2 separate regions of the Mus musculus genome follow, and region 1 is linked to region 2. Evidence: chromatin loops called from intact Hi-C (ENCODE). Cell type or tissue: gastrocnemius. All regions are shown on one strand. Each heading gives the region's core, and the rest is flanking DNA. Links, peaks and the distances in the headings are about the cores only.

What was found. Peaks named below come from ENCODE experiments on the same cell type or tissue, not always from the same donor. Only the 100,000 strongest peaks of a DNase experiment are listed, where the experiment ranks them.
Region 1: a loop joins it to region 2, with 2.1 times the contacts of the local background. A loop is called at or near these places in 1 of 42 quality-filtered maps.

The regions. Positions count from the first base shown.
Region 1 is chr6:72,070,620-72,075,012 of GRCm38, reverse strand. It overlaps the pseudogene Gm8952. Among named protein-coding and RNA genes, the nearest start is that of St3gal5, 25 kb to the left of the region's middle. In gastrocnemius, for the core only: no CTCF peak of the experiment used is centred there; no DNase peak of the experiment used is centred there.
Region 2 is chr6:72,016,419-72,020,811 of GRCm38, reverse strand. 9130221F21Rik (RIKEN cDNA 9130221F21 gene) reads left to right here. Exons shown (of 3, transcript NR_046180.1): 2 at 2,903-3,319. Among named protein-coding and RNA genes, the nearest start is that of 9130221F21Rik, 24 kb to the left of the region's middle. In gastrocnemius, for the core only: a CTCF peak has its summit at 2,628 (motif pointing left); no DNase peak of the experiment used is centred there; H3K27ac peaks cover 245 bases.

The DNA.
Region 1 (4,393 bases), core at 92-4,091, 54 kb before region 2:
CCACATGTGCACTGTGGTATACATGTGCCCTTCCCAAATAAAAAAATGTAATAAAAAAAAGATATAACCCCCTAGACCTGGCATCGTGGGTGCAGTATGTGCATGTTCTGACTGTCCCTTTTTCATCTGCTCCCTATGTCAGAGCTGTCATGAGTGCTTGGCCATGTTACTCCTAGCAGACTCTCAATGCAGCCCCCTAAGCATTCTGAGCAGTGACTAAAATTACAGCATGTCAAGACCATGGATACAGACTGAAGCCAAGGGAACGGCAGTCCTTTTTCTGGCCCAGTCTATGGGATGTTGTATACATAAAAAAAGAATTTGTTTTTCGTCTTAGACTCCTGGGGCATAACTTCTAAACCCTTGGAATTCCCTAAGTGGTAGGGATGTCTATAGTAGTCATGGTGGGCCGTGGGTCACTCCCAAGTTTATACGAACAAGGTGACTGTCGGTGACTGTTGTGTATGGGCTGGATAATGATCTAAATAACCGTATTTTCAGTTTTGCGTGGATGAGTTTATTAACCATAAAGAAAGCCAAAGTAAAAGAACAAATAGAAGAGATAAGAAGAGAGAGAGAGAGAGAGAGAGAGAGAGAGAGAGAGAGAGAGGAGATAGATAATAAATACCAAATTAGATGCTCAAAACATCCAGCAACAAACCAACTAGGGCACTCTCGTTAGACAATCTGGGGTGTGTGGTAGAGTAGCAGTCAGATCAGAATATCCTCTTAGGTGAGGCTTCCTAGCAAAAACACAACAACAGCTCCCCCATCCCCTGCTGACCCACAGCATGACATGCTGTGGTCCCTCAGTCTCCCCAGGTTGCCTCCCCAGGCATGGCACAGGGCCCCCCACTCTATGGCAACAGCAAGACACAGCATGCTCGACTTCATGCTCGGCGCCAAAGCTGATGGTGAGACCATTCTGCAAGGCCTTCAGTCCACTTTTCAGGAGCAGGGGATGACAGAGTCAGTGCACACTTGGCAGGACCATGGATATTTAGCAACGTACACAAACAAGAATGGCAGCTTTGCCAATTTGAGAATTTGTCCACATGGATTGGTGTTGCTGGACCTTCAGAGTTACAACAGTGATGTGCAAGGCAAACAAGAAACTGACAGCCTTTTAAACAAAATAGAAGAAAAAAATTAAAGAATTGAGTCAAGACAGTACTGGGCAGGTGAAGCAATTACCACCCATAGTTTGAGGAGGGGCCATTGGCAGATACTGGCTTACTGCTGATGGGCGCCTGGTTGAGTATGACATAGATGAAGTGGTGTATGATGAAGATTCACCCTATCAGAACATTAAAATTCTACACTCAAAGCAGTTTGGGAATATTCGCGTTCTCAGCGGGGATGTTAATTTGGCAGAGAGTGACTTGGCATATACCCGGGCCATCATGGGCAATGGTAAAGAAGACTACACTGGCAAAGATATATGGATTTTGGGAGGTGGGATGGAGGCATATTATGTGAAATTGTCAAACTGAAACCAAAGAGGGTCACTATGGTAGAGATTGACCAAATGGTCACTGATGGGTGTAAGAAATACATGCAGAGAACATATGGAGATGTCTTAGGCAATCTTAAAGGAGACTGCTATCAGGGTCTTATAGAAGACTGCAACCCAGTACTGAAGAGGTACGCCAAAGAAGGGAGAGAGTTTGATTATGTGATTAGTGATTTGACAGATAGCTGTCCCTATCTTTGCATCTCCAGAAGATTCCACACGGGACTTCCTCAGACTGATTCTCCACCTGTCAATGAAGGTTCTGAAACAGAATGGAAAATACTTCACACAGGGGAACTGTGTCAACTTGACTGAAGCCCTGTCGCTCTATGACGAACAGCTGGGGCACCTGTATCATCCTGTAGAATTCTTAAGAGAGATTGTCTGTGTCCCTTCATACTTGGAATTGAGGGTATTTTACACTGTTTGGAAGAAAGGTCAGCCTTAAAGATGAGCATCCCCTGAATGTGTGTTGCAAGCCTCCTTCCTGACCTCCACATGCCGTATATGCCATCAAATGAGCCAGGCAACTGCTCATGAATTCCTTCAAGTGTTTTTTAATTATTATTTTTAATTTTAAAAAGCCAATGGGGAAAATGTATATTTTGATGAGTTAGGATGTTAATTTTTTAAAGTCAGCTGAAGGACAATTAGACAGCCCAGCAAAGACTGTGGAATGTACTGACCCCCTAAAATGTGATTTTAGTATCCTTTTTTCCTCTGTGTGGGGTTGGGTTTTCATTTTGGTTTCAGTAGACCTTTAATTTGGACATGTGGAGGAATGAACATCATTGTTTTGTTCTGGAGAGACGGTCCTGATAGTGTTTCTCCCCTCTCACCCCCAAATTGACTTAGATATTAAACTTTGGTGTTTTTAAAGGTTTAAAAAGAGTGATTACCAGTGCTTCCATTAAAATGACAAAGGAAAAAAAACACAACAACAGAAATGTAACATCATTAAAGGGCGTGACCTTTTAATATAGTTCTTCATGTTGTGGTGACCCACTCCCAACTATAAAATTATTTTTATTGCTACTTCATAACTGTAGTCCTGCTACTGTTGTGAATCGTAATGTAAATGTCTGATATGCAGGATATATGATCCCCATGAGAGAGTCATGACCCACAGGTTGAGAACCACTGCTCTAAAGGCCTCTTCTTGTGACTCACTCTTACAAGTTCTTTACAGTAAAACTGTAACCATGGGAAGAGTGTTTGTGGCTCTTCCACAGGACTTTAGTTCAGTTCCCAGTACGCACATCAGGTTCCTGACAACCACCTATAGTTCCAACCCCAGAGAAATCCAAAACCTTCTTTTGGCCTCTCTGGGAAGCCACACAAACATGGCATACAGTCATAGGAACACCAAATGACACACAAATAAAAACAAACCATTTTAAACCCCATTGAAATCACATCTATAATGTGTGGTGGCTGCTTTGTTTTGTTTGTCCTGAGAGTATCAAAAGAAAATTATCAAAGAAAAGGGGGTAAGGAGAAACCCTGATTTTTTTTTAGGCAGATGAGTAGCAGTTTGGGAACCCCTAAGATTATAAACTCACATTAGAAGCAATGGTAGTCTTTGGGGGGGCTGTGTCCTCAACCTGCGAACCTGCTTTTGCTAGGAATAGCTGGTGTCAGGATTGCAGCTCAGCTCAGCTGATGTAAAAGCCAGAGGAAGCCACCTACCCCCTTCTTCCCCCCCCCCAGCCCCCCGGCTCTCAGAGTTTGTAATGTCCTGGCACGGAGGGTGTCTCTGAGGACAGTGAACCTTGGATGACCTCACCTGCCTTTCCAGTGAGGACATCCTTCCTCCACGATAACCTCAAAGAAGCAAGGCTTTGGGAAAGTTGTGAGCTGTATTTTTCCCCAGTGGCTAATAGGTATAAAGGTCACATTCATAGCCTTACTACGAAACTCTTTCCTGTACTGGCTCCTGCAGTAGTTTCTATGACCCAAGCTTCAGAAAGGGCCTCATGTGTCATAAACAAGCATAGCATAGGGTGCTGTGTGACCTGTTGGATGCTACTGCTTTCTTTGCATAACACTGGACAGACCGGGCCTGCCACTAGCTATGGTTTCACAGATCTGGCTTGCCTCTAGCTATGGTTGGACAAACCTGGCTTGTCTCTAGCATGGACAGAGCTGGCTTGCCCCTTGCTATGGTTGGACAGTTTGCTCATTCAAAACACTCACAATGAAACTTAATTACTGCAAGAGCATTAATAGATGGGTCCTTTGTGGTGACACATGATTATGATCGCAGCAGCTCCAGGCCAGCCTCAGTTGCACAGTGTGGTCTAAGGAATGGGGAGGTAGTTTAAGAGGTGTCAGAGAATGGGATTAACATTACCACCTGAATGGATCTGAACCCTCTAACTCTTCATTTATCTTTCCCTCCACCTCCTCTTCTCTCTTTCTCCTTTTCCCTTCCTTCTCTAGCATTTCTGATTTCTATCCACCATCCACCGTGTTATGATGTAGCAAGAGGCCCTCACTAGTTGCTAGTACCTTAGTTCTAAACTTCCCCACTTCCTGAACTAGAAGTCAATAATATTTATTTATTTATTTATTTAAAATCTTTCCATTATTTGGAAATTACTTGGGCTGTGGCCTTCTATCACAGTACCATGAGAGTCACAATAGACTTGTGACTCTCAACAAATTCTCCCTCTCTCCTCTGCCTCAGTCAGTGCCCTACAATGCTGAATTTCATGACCTGCCTCATCCAGGCTTTTCTCTGGCTTTTTAATCAGGTTGAAGTCACCCTCAGCCCCTCAGGTTCAGAGGAGGTGAAAGCTTCCTGCAGGTGCTAGCCTGTGATGCACCACAACACCTTTATGAAGTGCAAACTTAAGGGTTCTTTGGAAAGTCAGTTAT
Region 2 (4,393 bases), core at 247-4,246:
TGGGATCCTTGGAATCCTATGTATTATCTTTGTAGTTTTAGTTGTGACCCAACTATAGGCGCCATTAAGACCCAAGCAGGAGTTTGGTGAATCACAAGAGGGCCTTCCTTCCTTCCTTCCTTCCTTCCTTCCTTCCTTCCTTCCTTCCTCCCTCCCTCCCTCCCTCCTTCCCTCCCTCTTTCTCTCCTTCCTTCCTTCCTTGGTTCTAAAACTGTTCTCAGAAAATGTTTGCTCATATGTAGGGATATTTTTAAATGTGGCATATTTTTGTAAAATTGCCTTTAGGAAAGTCTGTCACCAATATGAATCATTTTGACACTCTGGGAGGAGTCTGCTTTTGCATACCCTAGCCATACCTGTTATTTTCAGTCTTTACATGTCTGCAGGCCCTGGTACACCTGGCCTTGCTGCTTGCTCTTGAGCCATGTTCCCTCAGGACCTGAGGACCTCTCCTCAAAGCTGCCCACTCTTAGCCTTGCTTCCCTGGCAAATGGCCATATCACCCCGAGTGTGCCTCATCTCTTCTAAATCTTTTGATCATTTTATTTATGTATGTGTATGAGTGTTTTGCCTGCTTGTATGTCTGTGCAGCATGTGAGTGTCTAGAAATTGTGGAGGTCAGAGAAGGCATCAGATTCCCTGAGACTGGAGTCACTGGACTGGAGTTAGGACAGTTGTGAGCCATTATGTAGATGACAAGATTCAAACCTGGGCCCTCTGCATCAGTAGCAAGTAGTCCTAACCACTGAACTATCTCTGCAGATCCTTTTGATGGTTCTTTGTTCAACTTTACTAGTCTGCTTGTAACCTGGTCTTGCTCTGCTAGGCCAAAATGTCTTTCTTTTATTCCTTGTTGCTGTTGGGATTATCTTTGGAACCTAGGAAGGAAGGAAGGAAGGAAGGAAGGAAGGCCCTTCTATGATTCATCAAACTTTTGTTTGAGTCTGAATGGCATCTATAGTTGGGTCACAGCTAATCCTACATAGATAATACATCAGATTCCAAGGATCCCAATGACTAAACCTACATAGATAATATTCAAGGACATCAGGTCCCAATATTGGATTGTTAGGATCAGGGAAGAGAATTATCCTGTTCCAGGAAATGACACTCCTCATGGATATGACTGATCAGCAAACTGTCACCAATAAACTTTCTCTAGCACGGCATCCCAAGCACCTCACCATCTATATGAGAAGCAAAAAGAGCCTAACAGCCTTGGTGTGTAGGTGAGAGCTGTGTGGCCATATCATGCTCACTTAGGAAATATTTATGTCAAGCAGAGCAGGACATGGGCCGGAGATGTGTGAAGCTTTTATTAAAAAGGTGATTTCTAAGTGAACTTTAATAAGGATTGGAGAGGTTCTGGGCTCCCACTTATATTGGCTGGGACTGACATAGCTTCTTGCGTGAGACACATTTCAAGCCTTTAACCAGTTTCCCACTTCTCTGAGGTGGAGTTTCTCACTTTTCAGTTGTTAGGTTGGATACCTACTGGCCACAGGGAGATCCAGAGTCCTTCCTCGGTGTTTTGGGGGAGATGTTCCTTAAAACAGCAGAAGTTCTCTCAGAAAGGACTACTTGGGCATTAGGAGCTGCTGTGGTAGCTAACATTGCCCACACATTCTCCTGGGGCAATAAAAATTCCCAGGCTGTTTCAATTCAGTCTGGATTCTGTTTTCTTTCTCCTGTGTCAGGACTAAAAGGGCCACAATTGCTTAGCAAGGAATTTGACTTCATCTTTGAAAAATGAATAGAAATTAGAAGGGAAGGGAAGGGGCAAGGTTTATTGCAGGTATCATGAATGAAGATGGACTAATGTTGAGCTGGGTGTGGTGTGCATGCCTTTAGGAATAGTGTACCCTGGCTCTCTGTTCATCTTGTCTTGTATGTTCAACCATGAACTCTTACCGCGATATGCCTCATCACAGGCTCAAAGCACAAAGCTCCAAGTGCCTTGGTGCATTCAGAGGCAGAGGCAGAGGCAGAGGCAGAGGCAGAGGCAGAGGCAGAGGCAGAGGCAGAGGCAGAGGCAGAGGCAGAGGCAGAGGCAGAGGCAGAGGCAGAGGCAGAGGCAGAGGCAGAGGCAGAGGCAGAGGCAGAGGCAGAGGCAGAGGCAGAGGCAGAGGCAGAGGCAGAGGCAGAGGCAGAGGCAGAGGCAGAGGCAGAGGCAGAGGCAGAGGCAGAGGCAGAGAGGCAGAGGCAGAGGCATGCTCATCTCCCACTCGAGGTCAGCCTGGTCTACAGAGTGAAAAGACGAGGGATGGGAAAAAATAAATTAAATGAAGATGGGCTTGTGTTTTGAACCATCCTTTTGTAAACCATCTGCAAAATTCCAAACAACCCTCAAGATGCTGTTACTGCAGTTGCTGTTTCCATTTTCAGATAGGGGAGAAAACAAAATAACGTCCATGGAGGTTTAAAATAAACCAATAAGTAAAAGATTTAAAACTTATTCTGGTCCTCTTAGCTACTGAGAGGCACAGCCTAGCCTCTGTTTCTGTCCTCTGACCAGAGATGTCATCAGAAATTTTGCATAACTAACGTGGCACGGGTGCAACTGCAGAGATTGGCTAGCTCTCATTAAAGCCAACATCACTTCTAGAGGCGACCTGATGCCATCTTCTGGCCTCCACAGGCACCAGGCATACATATGGGGCACAGACCTACATGTCGGAAGAAACATCCATACACATGACATTTTTAAAAAGAAAAGAGGTGGGATGAGGTGGGAGGCGGGACCCAGTGGGAGGGTCACTGGGCGTTTTGACTCAGAAGGGAACAGTGGGGTGACTTTTTGTGAAACCAAGTTGTCATAAATGTCTGTACCTGGGCCACCAGTCTCTCCATGGCTTCCTATATAGAGATGTTTGCCCCTCTCACACAGACTCTTATTCTCCAGGTGACCCAGCCACAGATGCCTCTCCAGAGCCTGAGCGAGTCTGCTTTATGTCTAGCCTCCCCAAACACAAGCTAAGTAAACCTCTTTTCTTTACAAAGCTACCCCATCTTCATTTCAGCAATAGAAACCTTGTGAGTACAATCACATTCTAGCCCGAGGAATGACTTGGCTTGTCACTGAGGGACTCTGGATGCTGAAGTGCCCGGCACCTGGAATACCTGAGCACAGATGATAGTAGCTCTGCTCTGGCACTTATGAAGGGAGAAGATGTTGGTATCCAAATCAGACCATCTTTCTGTCAGCCTGTCCATCATAAGAGTGAGGTGGAGCCATGGGATCCCACAGAGGACTTGCCAAGTTAGCATTCAAATTGGTTCCTCTACACTGTAGAATATATGTGATTATGCTGGGAAGATGGTAAGTATTATTTCATTTTCTTTTTAAAAGTGTGTGTGTGTGTGTGTGTGTGAGAGAGAGAGAGAGAGAGAGAGAGAGAGAGAGAGAGAGAGAGACAGTGAGAGAGAGAGAGAGAGAGAGAGAGAGAGAGAGAGAGAGAGAGAGAGAGAGAGAGAGATGGCACCAGTGTGGATATCAGATGTACCAGTCTAGCCAGAACGAAGTCAGTCCTCTGATGGAAGTGTGAAGATGATTAAAGAAGAGCTAGAAAAAGGATGCAAGACACAGATACAGGAGGGCTGCAGGTCAATACCAAGCCAGCAGCGAGTGTATTTCTCATTGCCTTCTTATACTAGAGTACCATGGGAAGCAAAGCCACAAGCTAACAGAAACAACTTGTTGAAATATACACAAGACATTTGTTTACACACAAAAAAAATTCCCTGTTCCTTCCACCAAGTCAATAAAATCTTAAGCCCCTCGCCCCTCACCTTGAGCCTCAAGTGCACCTCTTTTATTCTCCATGCCCCAGAAGGTGGGAAAATCTGCCAGCAGGCCCTGACCTGCCTTGACTCTGCCTGGCAGACAGACTTTTCTTCTCTCTCTTTTTTTCTCTCTGCTTCAGAGAAGCAGCAACTGGCTCCCAATAAGCAGAGTCCATTCTTTCCTTCCACCTTTTTGTGGGTGTTCTGGGGATCAAACTGAGGTTGTCAAATTTGGGTGGCAAGCACCTTTACCTGGTTTTGAATGCTCCCCTCTTCCTCCTCCTCCTCCTCCTCCTCCTCCTCCTCCTCCTCCTCCTCCTCCTCCTCCTCTTCTTCTTCTTCTTCTTCTTCTTCTTCTTCTTCTTCTCCTCTTTTATTTATTTAGTATGTGTATTAGAGAGAGAGAAAGTGAGAGGGGAGGGAGAGAGAGAGTAAGGTAGAAGACAACTTGTGGGATCTGATCTTTCCACCATATGGGTTCTGAGGTTCCTTCTTAGGGTGTCAGACGTGGGCAGTGAGCATCTTTAACTGAACAAGACAGCCCCATCTTTTTTTTTAAGTTGTTTTTTCTTTTCTTTTACAATAGGGTTACACTATGATCTGGGGAAAA